Linked DNA regions of Homo sapiens: region 2 is linked to region 1. A link is a contact called in ENCODE Hi-C or POLR2A ChIA-PET data. All regions are on one chromosome and are shown on one strand. The core of a region is the stretch at or near the end of the contact, and the rest is flanking DNA. Distances in the headings are between cores, read along the strand shown. Region 1 has its middle 39 kb from the start of ARHGEF4. Region 2 holds the start of SMIM39 (small integral membrane protein 39).

Region 1 (6,887 bases), core at 2,268-4,767:
GAGACAGTCTCGCTCTGTCACCAGGCTGGAGTGCAGTGGCACGATCTTGGCTCACTGCAACCTCTGACTCCCTGGTTCAGGTGATTCTCCTGCCTCAGCCTCCCAAGTAGCTGGGATTACAGGCATGCATCACTATGCCCAGCTAATTTTTTTTTTTTTTTTTTTTTTGAGACGGAGTCTCGCTCTGTAGCCCAGGCTGGAGTGCAGTGGCGCGATCTCGGCTCACCGGAAGGTCTACCTCCTAGGTTCATGCCATTCTCCTGCCTCAGCCTCCCAAGTAGCTGGGAATACAGGCGCCCGCCACCACGCCCGGCTAATTTTTTGTATTTTCAGTAGAGATGGGGTTTCACAGTGGTAGCTAGGATGGTCTCGATCTCCTGACCTCATGATCCACCCACCTCTGCCTCCCAAAGTGCTGGGATTACAAGCATGAGCCACCACGTCCGGCCCGCCCAGCTAATTTTTGTATTTTTAGTAGACACAGGGTGTTGGCCAGGATGGTCTCGATCTCCTGACCTCGTGATTCGCCCACCTCAGCCTCTCAAAGTGCTGGGATTACAGGCGTGAGCCACTGCGTCCGGCCATCTTTTTGTTTTTTCATCAATATTTTTGTATATGATTTGTGCTTTTGTGTCTTGCTAATGAAATCCTTACTCACTGCAAATTTATAAATATAGCCTCCTACCATTTCTTCCGGCAGTTTCAAATGTGGTTTGTTACACTTAGGTCTTTAACCCACATGCAATTTATTTTTGTTCATGATTTAAAGCAAAGATCCAACTCTACTTGATTTTCTAAATGGATAACCAATTGTTCCAGAAAATTGATTTACCGGCCCATACTTTCCCCATGGATCTGCAAGCTCTGTCACAAACCAAGTCTCACTATGTGGGAGGGGCTGCTACTGGGATTTGGTTCCTTGGTCAGTTTTTTCCCTGTGCCAGTACATTCTGCCTTAATTATGACATCTTGAATATCTGTTGGGCAATGCTTACCATCTTGTTCTTTATTTTTATAATGGTCATAGCTCATCACTCTTCCATATAAATTATAGAATCAGTTTGACAAGTCTCCCCCTAAAAGCTGCTCAGATTTTAGTAGAATTGCAGGAAAGTGCATGAATTTGAAGATAATTGACATTTTTTCACATATATTGCTCCATTTATATAAACTTTCTTTAATGGCTTTCTTTTCAGTTTTGCCATTTTCTCTATGAAGGACTGCATCCATTTTACTTTTTATTCATAGAAACCTTATGTATTTCATTGCTATTATAAGTGAAATTTTGAAAATACATATTCTAAGTTTTTCTTGCTAGGGCATTTTCATTTTAGGAGGGCTCAAACCCCACAGTGTGGAAGAGAACCACTGGCTTGTGTGGTCTGGCAGCTCTGCCTCCCACTGCACTGGGAGCCCCACGGTCAGGCTATCCTCAACCCAGCAACTCCCTGTCCTTGCCTGCTTAGCAGCCAGGGGCCATCTCAGAACAGCCTGACTGCTGGCTCATCTGACTGTGGCTGGTTACACTTCCTGTTGGGTCATTGATTCAGTGTGAGGACAACAGCTCCAAGAGGCCTCTGGGTGCTATAAACTGACCAGGAGGTGAATGGCAGGGTTTCCTGACAGCAGGAGAGATTCGGGAAAGACAGTGTGGTCAGAGCCACCCAGGAGTAACCTACAGGCCAAGGGACAGAGCAAGTGTGCCATGGGGCCAAGTGTCTATGACAGCATGCCCTCCTTCCTTCTCTGAGCAGGGGGCTAGGGTCACCAAATCAGCTGCCCAGGACTGAGAAGTTTATCCAGATGAAGGACTTACAGGGCTAAAATTGGGAAATCCCAGGCAAACTGGGACCTGCTGATAACCCCACAACAAACATGAGCTGAACAAGATGAGTCCACAGAACCAGCTACAAAATTTGTGCAAAGCCTCACATACTGGGACCATTTGTGATAACCCAGGCCCCATCCTATGCAGCCAGCCGGTCCCACCTGTCCCTGCTCTCCAGAAGTGTGACAGCTCATGGGCATGGGTGGGAACAGTGTAAGCCCCACATCCAGATGAAAGGAAGGAGGACTGCTAGAAGAGCAGTTCCCCATAGAGATGGCCCATCGATTCCTGCAGCATGTCCTGCTGGAACCTCCGCTGGCTCCCATTCCCTCAGTCTCTGAATTGGTCTACCCTTTCTTCCAAGTCCTTCCCTCCAGGGCCCAGGCCCATCTCTCCATTGTGTAGGCCAGTGGTTCTCACACTTAACAAAAGCACCAGAAGAATATATGACAGAGGCTGTATGCAGTGACTCAACACCATTGCAGTCCCACCCCAGAGCGTGGGGAGAGCCAGGCTGCAGGGTGCAAAGCCCCAGGCCACTTCCTGCTGACTGTGGCTGCCAGACCACTCAAAGCCCTCGGCCTTCCACAGCCTTCTCCTCTGTCACCTCTGCAGGTGTGCTTGCCTCTGTCCCCCTCCCACTCTGCATTCCTGAGCTCTGCAGGGCCCTGTATCCTCTTACAAGGGAGTCATGCATGGGAAATAGACCCTTCCAGCCTCCAGGGCCCTGAGAGCCATGCGTTTTCTTTCTTTCTTTTCTTTTTTTCTTTCTTTTTTTTTTTTTTTTTTTTTTTTTGAGACGGAGTCTCGCTCTGTCACCCAGGCTGGAGTGCAATGGCACTATCTTGGCTCACTGTAAGCTCCGCCTCCCGGGTTCACGCCATTCTCCTGCCTCAGCCTTCCGAGTAGCTGGGACTACAGGCGCCCGCCACCACGCCCGGCTAATTTTTTTGTATTTTTTAGTAGAAACGGGGTTTCACCATGTTAGCCAGGATGGTCTCGATTTCCTGACCTCGTGACCCTCCCGTCTCGGCCTCCCAAAGTGCTGGGATTACAGGCGTGAGCCACTGCACTTGGCCCATTTTCATTGATTAACTGTCTGCTGGGGACCCTGGCTAGACCCGACTCTGGGGGCTTTTTCTTTCTTTTTCCTTTTTCCAGACAGAGTTTTGCTCTTGTCGCCCAGGCTGGAGTGCAGTGGCTCGATCTCGGCTCACTGCAACCTCCGCCTCCCGAGTTCACGCGATTCTCCTGTCTCAGCCTCCGGAGTAGCTGGGATTACAGGCGCACGCCACCACACCCAGCAAATTTTCGTATTTTTAGTAGAGACGGGGTTTCACCATGTTGGCCAGGCTGGTCTCGAACTCCTGACCTCAGGTGATCTGCCTGCCTCAGCCTCCCAAAGTGCTTGGATTACGGGCTTGAGCCACCGCGCGGGGCCTCTTTGGGGGCTTTTCATAAGGGTGTGTAGAATGTCAGTAAGAGGCTGCTTCTTCAGAGCCCTCTTCGTGCTACATAAGCCGGGCAGGGTGGATAGAAGTGGGTCTCTTGCTGCCTGTGGCCCTGAAACCCAGCCACGGGGCGGGGCCTGACTTCTTAGCGCAGTCCCCCTGCCGCGTGGAGGACCCTGCTCTCCGGCCCAGCATAGAGCGACTCCCTCCTGCCAGCAGGGGGCGCGCGGAGCTGTCTCTCCGGAGGCTCCCGGCGGCTCAGTCTCGGAACCCGCAGCCGGGAGCGCAGGGCGGGCCACACAGGGCGCCAGCACCTCCCACGAGCTCCGCGGGCCTCGCATCCGGAAGACGCCCCGGCTGACCGCGCGAATGGCTCGCGCTGCCGCGGACACCCGCCTGCCAGGGACGGGGCCTCTCTCCTGGGCCGTTTCATCTCACCGAGAGCGAGATCCGCTTTCCTAGAGGCTGGGAGGACCAGGCCCGGGCACAGGACTGGCTTCGCACCACTGGCCCCGCAGTCGGGTCCCCGGGGACGCGCCACGGGTCACTGCTGCCTGCTAAAGCGACACAAGGCGCCTTCATTCCTCAGGCCGAGGCGGCCGAACGCCTTGGCTCTGGCCGACAGTGAGCACCCACTGCGAGTCCGCACACACTGCAGCGCCCCCGGGCACGCCCCGCAGTCCGCCCAGCGTCCCCCGGGGCGGGGCACAGCCAGAGGACGGCCCGAGAGCCCTGCTGTCCCCGTCAGCGCCGCAGGAGGGCGCGACTTCCCCGCTGGGCCGAGGCCTTTGCCGGGCCCTCTACTGTACGCCGGTCCTAGGGCTGGGACCGCCGTCCTGGACCGACCTCAGCCCACTGTTCTGCGGAGGCCGCGTGTTGGGCGACAGCAGCCACCCAGCCCGGAAGCAGCCGTTCCGAGCGCAGGGGCGCCAAGAGCCCCGCGCCCCGCCTGTGCGCCGGCCCTGAGACTTGGAACGATGGTGCAGGCAGGAGGGGTCACCGGTAGGGATGCCACTGGAGGGACTGGGCCGTCCACACGGACCAGCTGACACACTAAGTGCTGGGTACACAGCAGGACAATGGCAAGGGCTGCTCAGACTGCGTTTTTAAAATCGCCTCACCACGAAAGACAGAAAGTAGGGAAGGGTACCTTGCTGTGGCCAAGGCCGCCCTCGCTGAGTCAGCTGGCATTCCCACGACTCCACGAGTCCCCAAAGGGCTTGTCAGAGCCCAGCGGCACCCTCGCCCTGGAAGTGCCCTGCGTCCTCCTCAAGAGCCTTATTTGGGACAGAGATCAGATCAACCGCGCCACCACCCTCCCACCCACCTTCCACATGTGATAGGGTCGCAGGAATGGGGAGCCTCGCAGAGGCGCGGCGGCAGCTCTCGCCTGCCAGTGACAGCCCACCTCCCACTTTAAAACAGGACGTTCCGAGTCCTGGTTCCACATGTTCAAAAGGCCGTGGCATGGGGGAGTGGGCCTACACCTGAGCTTTGGCTGCGAAAACACTCATTTCAAGGATAGCTGCTAGGCGCTGCCTTCCCCCATCCCCCTGCTGTTGGCCCCCATCCAAGCATCTCCAGCCTCTGCCAGGCCCTGCCCCCTTCCCCGCCCTCTATGGCCCTGAAGTGGGAGCCGGCTCAGGGCTGCAGGCTGCCTGCTCAGCGCCGGCACTCGCAGGCCCATCCCTGCTGTGAGCAAACAGACCAGTAGCATCCCTGAGACAGAGATGGACACCACTCCTGGGTAGGAGGGCAGGCTATGGACATCCGTTGCTGGAAAAGCTGGGAAGAGGGCTGGCAGTGGAGACGCTTCAGGTGCACCGTGTGGACAGACAAGGTTGCAAGTGATGCTGGTCCTCAAGGTATCAGGTGTGAGTCATCCCAAAAGGACCCTGCCTAAGAGGGTGGCCTGTCAAGAGGAGCCTTCTGGGGGCACAGCAGGGCCAGGAGTTGAGACATAGGAGGTTGCCCAGAAAGTGTGGGATGCAGCTTAGGCAAAGTGCAGAGGGTGAGCCCCATATCTCCCAAAAGAAGACCACAGATGCCCTAGCCTCTCTCCCCCACGCCCTGTCAGGGCCACCATGAGGGATGACCCTCTGTAGCCACAGGGTTGAAACTGCTGAAAATCAAACACAAGTCCTCACCATGTGACTGGCTGAATTACAGCAAAAGCTGAACTCCCAGCCTCCCAGGATGTCTACTATTAAAGTGAGGGTATTGATTGGGAGAGGATGACAACCTGTAAATTGGGATGGGGGTGTATGGGAATATCCTGATGAAACTGGGAGACATTGAGCTCCTAAATTCTGATGAATTCTCTTTGCCCACGGGAGTTGTCTTCCCATCCACAGCAAAACTAGCCTCCCCATCCCCAGGGGAAGCAGCCTTCACACCCTTCGTGGTGTTGGCCTTGGCCTGAGGAGATTAACCCTGCATTGCTGGAGGAAATGATAAAGACCTCCCCTGAGGCAGTTGTCATGCAAGACAATGCTGAGTTTCCTTAGGACCCACCTGTCTTTACTAGACCTATAACTAGACTCAAGGCCCAGCAGGCCCCCAAAGGTGAGGACATAGCAGGACCCAGGAGGAGGTGTGCCACAATCCAAAAGAACTACTTGAGTTTTCTAATTCATACAGGCAGAAATCCAGTAAATGTGTGGAAATGGATCTTAAGGATCCATTAAACATGCAGGATAATGGTGGAAAGACCATAAAGTCGGATCAGGCCAAATGTATTGATGTGGGCCCACTAAGCAGAGATTCTGCACTGAATGCTGCAGCCCTGGGCGTGTAAAAAAGACCTAATAGTTTAGTTGGTTAGGGGAAACAGATTAAAAGGCGGCCTACAATGAGCAAGTTGGAGGTGCCAGATATCCCTTGTTTTAATGTAGAGGAAGGGAATTGAAGAGATTGGAATTAGAGTAGATTTGCCATTTTAGACATACTTACCCACACTAGTCCAGACACACCTTTCACCAATATTGTAAGAAATGGGTTTGTGAGGGGAGCCCCAGCATCCTTCAAGAGCTGTTTCATTGCTTTTCTCTCTGGGCAGACCTTACAGTGGGAACCACAGTCACTCAATTGGAAAATTAAATGCAATGACAGCAACTGATCTCAGGGTGGGAGGAGCCAAGAGGGGAACTCAACCACCTAAGACAAGGTGGGTGTGACTACCATAATGGACAGAAGAGACAAAGTAACAATCAGAATAGTCTGACTTGTGTGAATATGTGATGTTGGATAGTTGATTATGGCGTTCCTAGAAGTGAAATAGATAGGAAGCTTGTACTGAAGTCAACATTAAAAGGTAGAGACAAATCTCTAAATATAACATTTTATTTGGGATATAAGAATTGCAATTTGGGTCATACACACAGACCAGGTGTTTTTCAGTATGTCCAAAGAACAAAGAGCAGGTTGGGGATTTTATAGAATAGAGGAATGTTGCTCGTGGTCTTGAGAGAAAGTTTATTTGTATTAGTAAAGCTTTGGGACTAGCAAGCTGATTGGTGAACGATAGCAGTGGACACAATGAGCCCTACATTGGCGGCAAGATATTCCACAAGCTATAGACAAAACTGGTCTCAGGTTACAATAGACAG
Region 2 (6,887 bases), core at 2,835-5,334, 240 kb after region 1:
AGCAACAGGTGTCAGAAAAAAGTCCTTACTAAATAATATTTGGCTTGCCCTAAAATCACACATTCACTTCTATTTTCTAAGAATATGTAGGGGCTAAATTGTGGCCCTTTCTTATCTTTTTGAGCTCTCAGTTCCTTGACAAGTTGTTCATTCTAAGATGCTTTGGCCAAGGAATATCTAAGATGTTTGACATCAACATGAACAAGAAAGGGTCACAATTTAGCCAGATGCCTCCCTCAGAAGGGGAAACCACCTTGCAATTTCCTAAGCAGAACGAATGCAAACCCTCTGGCCTGGAGAGCGGCCCACTCGGGGCAGAGCCGCGAGGCAGTTTGCATTCCAGGTACATGAGGAGTGATTTTTATGCTTGCACACAGATGTGTGTGCACGTGCTGTACATAAAGGGTGTGGGTGTGTGTTGCATACATGTAACGTGTGTAGTGAGTACTTGCGTCAGGGACGCACCAGGTCCTAGGATGCAGCTGTGCAGAAGCCATAGTCCTGCCTGCAGGGAGCTGCCCACAGGCCGTGTCTGTGTGGGCCCCTGCATTGTCCCATATGGGCCTGAGGAACGTGCAAACAGGCACAATGTCTCGTTCCTTCTGCATTCCTTGAGTTCCCTGTGCCCTGCCCCTCGTGAGTGTCCAGTCCCTGCCAGGCAAATTAAGGAATGCAGACGCTGAGTGTTTTCAGTGCCCAGGAGTGTACTCTCTTCTTCCAGCACTGGCCCCTCTAGGGCCTACCCCCAAGGCCATGGCCCAGGCCTGGGCCTGTCTGCCCAGTTCCTCGCCCTCCCCCTTGACTCTCTTGGGCTGCACTGTGCCCCTGCAGTCAGGCCTGAGGCCACCCTAAGCCCCCTGGACTTTTTCTGAAGCTAAAGCCAGAAGCGCCTGTCAGTGAGAGTGACCACCCAGCTCCCTCCCCACCACCACCACCGTGTGGGCAGTGCTGCCAGTGCGAGCCATGATGTGACCAGGGGAGAGGACGGCCTGGCTCCTGCTGGGGAGGTCTAGGGTCTCCCATTGCCCACTGGCACCTGTGAACAGCAGCCTGTCCCCTGCCTCATGTCTTGCAGCATCCTGTGAGCTGCTTCTGCCCCACCTCATGGAGTGCCTAAGCCCAGCTCGTCTTCCAGCCTGGTGAGGATGAGCACGAGGTGTCTGGCGCACTGATAGGCATCAGGCTCCTCTGTGGGGCCGAGGAGGGGGAACAAGAGCCAGGTCCGGCCTGGGGACAGATGTCCCCAGGGCAGGGTCACTGCCCTTGCTCTCCTGGCATTCTCCATGAGACAACCCGAGGATGCTATAGGACATGAGGCCAGCTCTTGGTCACCCCTCATGGAGTCACTCTGACTCGCTCCAGGTGTTTTTGTCTTCCCTGAGTTCCCGTGCCGCTGGACATCCCTCCCCAGTCCTGACCTGGCTCTTATTCCCCCTCCTCAGCCCCAGGGAGGAGCCTGATGGCTGTCAGTGCTGCAGATACCTTGTACTCATCCTCATTAGGCTGGACAGCAAGCTGGGCTTAGGTGCTCCATGAGGCGGGGCAGGAGCAGCTCACAGTCCCTTGGGGCCACTGCTGCCACTTTTGCGCAGGGCTGCAAGGTCACCTGGTGGCCAGCCCCTCCAAAGTGGCTTTCCTCTTCCCTTTGTCCTCCCAAAGCCACAGCACTGGGGGCTCACCCCTCATCTGCCCCAGACACCTATGTCTCCCTTCTGCTTGCACCTCAGTCCTGCCACCAGCCTAGTTGGGCCACTCCCCTCCCTGGTGGGAGCTGTCTGTCCAACCCCTCAAGGGCCTAGGCCTTTGCCTTCAAGCTTTCTTTTCTTTTCTTTTCTTTTTTCTTTTTTTTTTTTTTTTTTTTTTGAGACGGGGTCTCACTCTGTCACCCAGGCTGGAGTACAGAAGCATAATCTTGGCTCATTGCAACCTCCACCTCCCAGGCTCAAGTGATCCTCCCACCTCAGTCTTTCTCGTAGCTGGGACTACAGGCACATGCCGCCACTCCTGGCTAATATGTGTATCTTTTGTAGAGATGGAGTTTCACTATGTTGCCCAGGCTGGTCTCGAACTCCTGAGCTCAAGCGATCTGCCCGCCTTGGCTTCGCAAAGTGCTGGGATTACAGGTTGTGAGCCACCACACCCTGTCTGCCTTCAAGCTTTTCTGTTAGGTTTTTGGTCATGAAACTCACATAGGAAAGCTGTTACCACTGCCGTTCCTGCCATAAACCCAGCTCTCTGGGATATAGAGGCTGGGGGCCCCTAGGCAGGGAGAAGGACCCTGCTCAGTCCTCAGTCAGGGGTGCTTCAGCCACCTTCAGTCCTCCCCAGGCTGCCCTGCTGTGCATGGGGCAGAGGATGTGCGCAGCACTCAGCTGGGGCTGAAGAACCAACCCCTGCCTGCCCAGGCCTGGCCCAGTGGCCGAGCAGGCTGCTGTAGACCCTCCAGCACTCAGTGCCTTTGCCGGCCATCCAGCTCACCGACCCACTGTACCCAGGGCCCAGAGGACATGTACCCTTCTGGGTGGCCAGCTGTTCAGAGGCCACAGGTGCACAATGAAGCATCCACACGTCAGGGGTTCGAAGCCACACCCCATGAGAGGACACATCACCATCTTACTAGAGGACTGCTGGGATTTGGGGGTACCAGCGAGACTTTAGATGTCTTCTGATCCCCCCAATTCTCCTGACAGCTTGGGGGAGCAAACCTGCAGACCAGCGTTTTCTAAAGAACTGGGCATGAGCAGTACACCAGGCGGATGGGCCCAGGCTGAACCTTCAGATGTGAGGGAGGCACACAGCCTCTCTGGACACATCCCTGACACTTCTCTGCACACACACACGGGCACCCACATGTTGTACATAGGCACATGCATGGAAACCCCACCCACATACACACAGGTACCCATATGTATATACACACAGAGGTATCCCCTTACACAGAGGTGCCTATGCCCATGCACACACAGGTACCCCTTGTGTACACACATGCACACACATGTGGCATCCACTCTGCTTTACAGTCAACAGGATGGTGACATTCAGGGTACACTCACCTATCTTTGCAAGGGGTGGCCAAGAGCTGGCCACACACAGAGAGATCAGAGCATACAAAGTCACTCCCATGGGAACACCCAGTCTGCACACATTCCCTCTGTGCGCCCCTCCCTGCCCTCCAGGAACTCTTCTTGCTCCAGGATTCAAAGCACTGAGCTTGTTGCCCAGAAATCTCTGCCCATGCCTGAGCGGAGTGTTTAGCCCTCTCCCCTGCAGTCTTCTTATCTCTCAGAAGGACACACTGACTGTACCTGGGCTGTCATTCTTAAGGATAGAATGAGAGCTCTTGCACAAGAGCTTTGAAACCTACAGGGTTAAGGTTGCAGGCTGTGTCGAGTGGAGGCAGAGGAAGCCCTGGACGCCTGGCTTTTCCAAAGGAACACAATGCTGCTCGGACGCTGCGGTCAGTGAAGAGGGGCCCCTCAGGGTGGATCGCTCCCACCGGAGTTTAAATCCTGCCTCCGCCATCCCTGCATTCCTGCGCGATTTTATGACTGAGCAGAATCCCTAACCTTTCAGAGCCACGTTTACTCATCTGTGAAGTGGGGGCCTGCGGCCAGTCCTTGTAAGGAATCAGAGTCCCTGGCCCATCCCTCCCCAAAGCGCCGGTGCCAGGCGTTTTGGCCTCTGTATCTCTGAAACGAGGAGGTCCCGGGGCATCCCCGAGCGCCCCCGTGGCCATCTGTGCCACTGGCCAGCCCAGGGCCAGGACTGCTGTGCCGGCGTGGAGATTCCCGACCCTTTCCAAGGAGGTGCCAAGGGCGCAGCGCAGCGCACGCCCGAGCCGCCGCGGTCCCTCTGAGCCTCTCCAGCCCGCCGCCGCCGCCGCCCCCGCCCGCACAGCCGGCTTGGTTGCCAGGGTTGCCAGGGCTTGGGGCCTGGGAGGCGCCGCGCGCACGGCGCCGGCTTCGCGGGAGGAGCCCCAGGCCCGCGAGCGCAGGCGCCCCGCCTCTCCCCGGGCGCTGCGGGCCACCGGCTCGGCCCTGTGCGGCGGGATCTCGGGGCCGCACGGAGCGGGAGGCCGGGCGCCATGGCGAGGGCCCCGCAGCCCCGGCGCGGCCCCGCGGCGCCCGGGAACGCCCTGCGCGCCCTGCTGCGCTGCAACCTGCCCCCCGGCGCCCAGCGCGTGGTGGTCTCCGCCGTGCTGGCGCTCCTGGTTCTCATCAACGTCGTACTGATCTTCCTGCTGGCCTTCCGCTGAGCGGCCGCGCAGGGCGCCGCGCCGGGGTGAGTGGCGCGGGCGACGGCACTCCAGCCGTTGCCACCCGCGGCCTCCGCACTGGTCGCGGAGGGAAGGCCTCCTTCCACCCCATGTGCTCACTACCAGGGCCTGGTCCGGGGGTGTCGCCGAGCGGGTGCCTGAGGGGCGTGGTGGCACGTGTGTCACAGGGTCCTTCTGTCCTCTGTGCCCTGTGGGGAGTGGGGGCTGCGGGGGCGAGGGGGGAGGCCAAAATGGCGCGTCTCTGCGAGTAACCGAGGATGCGGATTCAGCTGGGGCTCCCCGGCTGCTTGTCTGGAAACGGAGTGCATGTGACCGCTGGGTGAGCGACCCGCGCTTGCATCTGTGTAGGTTGAGTCAGGTGTGTGGAAGACCCCCGGGCACCGCTGCGCATGTTACCTGCAGTTGTTTTTCCCGTTTTAGGCCTTAAAATACGTGGTGTCAGTCTTCCCACGGGCAGAGCCCCTCTGCCCCCCTTGCACGTGGGCCCTCTGAAGCCCCCACCCCTGCTGCACAAACTGCGGGTGTTCACAGCTGCCCCCACCCTGCACGTCTGGTAGGTGGGCAGGGTGGGGAGGGCAGTGGCGGTCACAGGGAGTAGCTGGAGGCAGAGCCTGGCAGCGTTGCCCTTCTGGAGGCTGTCAGAACCTCAGAGGCACAGGAGGGGATCCCGCTCCCTGCCCTGGGCTATTTGAGTCTCAAATGTGCACCTCCATTGGGACCTTCTCCCACAATAGAACAGCCAGTTTCACAGCCCTGCTGTGTCTCAAGAGTCAGTCTCCGCTCCCTGCAGGCAGAGAGGCAGCCTGGACTCCTTGCCCCTTGGGCCTGCCTGGCTTGTGTCTTGGCTCAGGTGCAGCTGTGCCTACGAGCACCAAAAAGGGCCTCTGCCCAGAAACGCACCCAGCGCAATAGCATCGGAGGTGGAGCATGACTCTGATGTCCTACGAAACTGTCTCTGACCTCACAGAGCCACATTTTGTCTTGGTGACAACACAAACAGTTCACATTTCTCCTAACTCTAAATTAGAGTACCTCCCGAGTGGGAGGCTGTGCAGAAGGGGCTGACATCCTTACATTGGTGGGAGACACAGGAGGAGAGCTTGCTCACGGCACGTGTCCCTCTGCCAGGGTGCGACAAAGGCAATTAACACCTCCTCCCCTCCTCCCCAAGGTCTTCCAGCTGACTGGGCAGGACAAGTGTGGGGCTTGTCCCTAATGGTGCCTGGAAGCTGGCCTCTCTGTGAAGCCCTCCTCTTGCCCGACACCTGGTGACCTTCCCTGGCAGCTATGTGGGGGGCCACCTATGCCGGACCCAGTCCCACCTGCAGGGACAGGCAGCATAAAGGAAAGGGGAATGGGGGCACCAGGCTTCTGCTCAGGGCTCATTTAAGGGAACCTAGAGACAGAGGGTGACACCTCACCTGGTTAATATCAGGCAGGAACCTCCTGAGAAGGGAAGCAGTGGGAAAATGAGCCATGTTGAGTGTGTCGGGTCACCTCCTGACAGCCTGTGTCACAGACCCCAGGTCAGGGCCATGTCACCTACAGCTCACGCTCTCACTGGTGTCCCCAGACCGCCATGTCTGCTTCCTTCTTTCCCTGGAGCCTCATTCTTCAGGGCCTCAGCGGGGTGAGCCAGCTCCCCACTGTGGCTGGTGGGCTCCTACCATATGGTCGCCTGAGCCCTCCTGTCTCATCTCATCTGAGTGGCAGCAGCAGCTCATGATCTGGAGGCCACCTGCAGAAGGTCTTTGTGGCTGGGAATGAGAGCAGTGGCCCCCTGTGGAAGCCTGCTGCCCCCAGGAATAACCCAGGGCTCTGTGCCTGGGACCCCGTGGAGGCCTCTGGAGGTCTGCAGCCCCCGCGTGGCTGCCGCGCTGTGAGGGTTCCTGGGCTCACAGGCTCATGTGTCACTCTGAGGAGAGCGTCCATCAGGACTGGAGCAGGTTTTACCCCCAGGAAAGAGAAGGTTTGTCCTTCCCTGAACTTGCTTGCTCAGGACCCCTGGAGGAAAGCACCATCCCAAGCAGGCTCTGGAGCTTCAGTGCTCCAGTGGCCAGCCCCAGCCCTCACCCTGCCCATTCAGGCAGAGGCCTCTTAGCTGGAACACAGGACTGGCCCCACTCTTGGTTTCCATGTTGAGGTGAGGATTCACACAGTGCTTAGGGAGTACCCAGTGAAGTGAAAGGAGGGCTCCTGGGATGGGAGCTCAGAGGAGGGCCTGTTTGTGACATTCCCATCCTTGACCGCCCCCACAGCTGTGACAGCCAGTGCCAACACCTGGTCCTAGCAGGGAGGGTCGTGGACCTCACCTCCTGTGCAGCCCCAGCCCACTCCTCCTCTCCTGCCCTAAGGCCCTAGAACTGCTCATCATTCAGGGAGCAGAAACAGATCCCATGTTAGGAGAAAGCAGGGGTCAGCCCCATGGCGTACAAGGGCTGCCTGGGAGAGGCAGGGGAGCGTCCAGTGTCTTAGTCCACACCACTCTGGAGCAAGGCACTCTGCTGGTTATTTGAGCAGAGAGAAGCATGTGAAGAATGGTCGGCTAGGTATAATGTGGTTGACTGGGTAACACTGCATAAGAGCAGTCCTGAAGTGCCTGTCACAGAGG

Evidence for each region. Hi-C counts contacts between places; a loop is a spot of excess contacts on that map. ChIA-PET counts read pairs that join two places held with the same protein, here RNA polymerase II (POLR2A). Pooled maps may share reads with other maps.
Region 2: a loop to region 1 is called in a map of mammary epithelial cell, with 6 times the contacts of the local background. The contact joins the promoter of SMIM39 here to the enhancer-like site in region 1. A Hi-C loop is called at or near these places in 9 of 168 maps with a recorded cell type or tissue (CD8-positive, alpha-beta T cell, HCT116, dorsolateral prefrontal cortex and 4 more), 5 of 37 single-sample maps with no recorded cell type and 15 of 50 pooled maps. POLR2A ChIA-PET finds 5 or more read pairs at or near these places in 2 of 52 experiments (activated T-cell and activated naive CD8-positive, alpha-beta T cell).

Annotation. Positions count from the first base shown.
Region 1 is chr2:130,794,119-130,801,005 of GRCh38, forward strand. No RefSeq gene overlaps it. Among named protein-coding and RNA genes, the nearest start is that of ARHGEF4, 39 kb to the right of the region's middle. RefSeq lists silencers at 3,427-3,576, 3,887-4,136. Within about 2 kb of position 3,518, at least 36 of the 41 ENCODE cell types and tissues checked have a DNase peak (open chromatin) inside an H3K27ac peak, as active enhancers do; they include CD8-positive, alpha-beta T cell, HCT116, dorsolateral prefrontal cortex and 2 more, where a contact is called at or near this core.
Region 2 is chr2:131,031,008-131,037,894 of GRCh38, forward strand. SMIM39 (small integral membrane protein 39) reads left to right here and starts at 4,085. Exons shown (of 1, transcript NM_001414894.1): 1 at 4,085-4,255. The coding sequence starts at 4,085. The coding sequence ends at 4,255. The region is part of intron 5 of ARHGEF4 (Rho guanine nucleotide exchange factor 4); the gene reads left to right.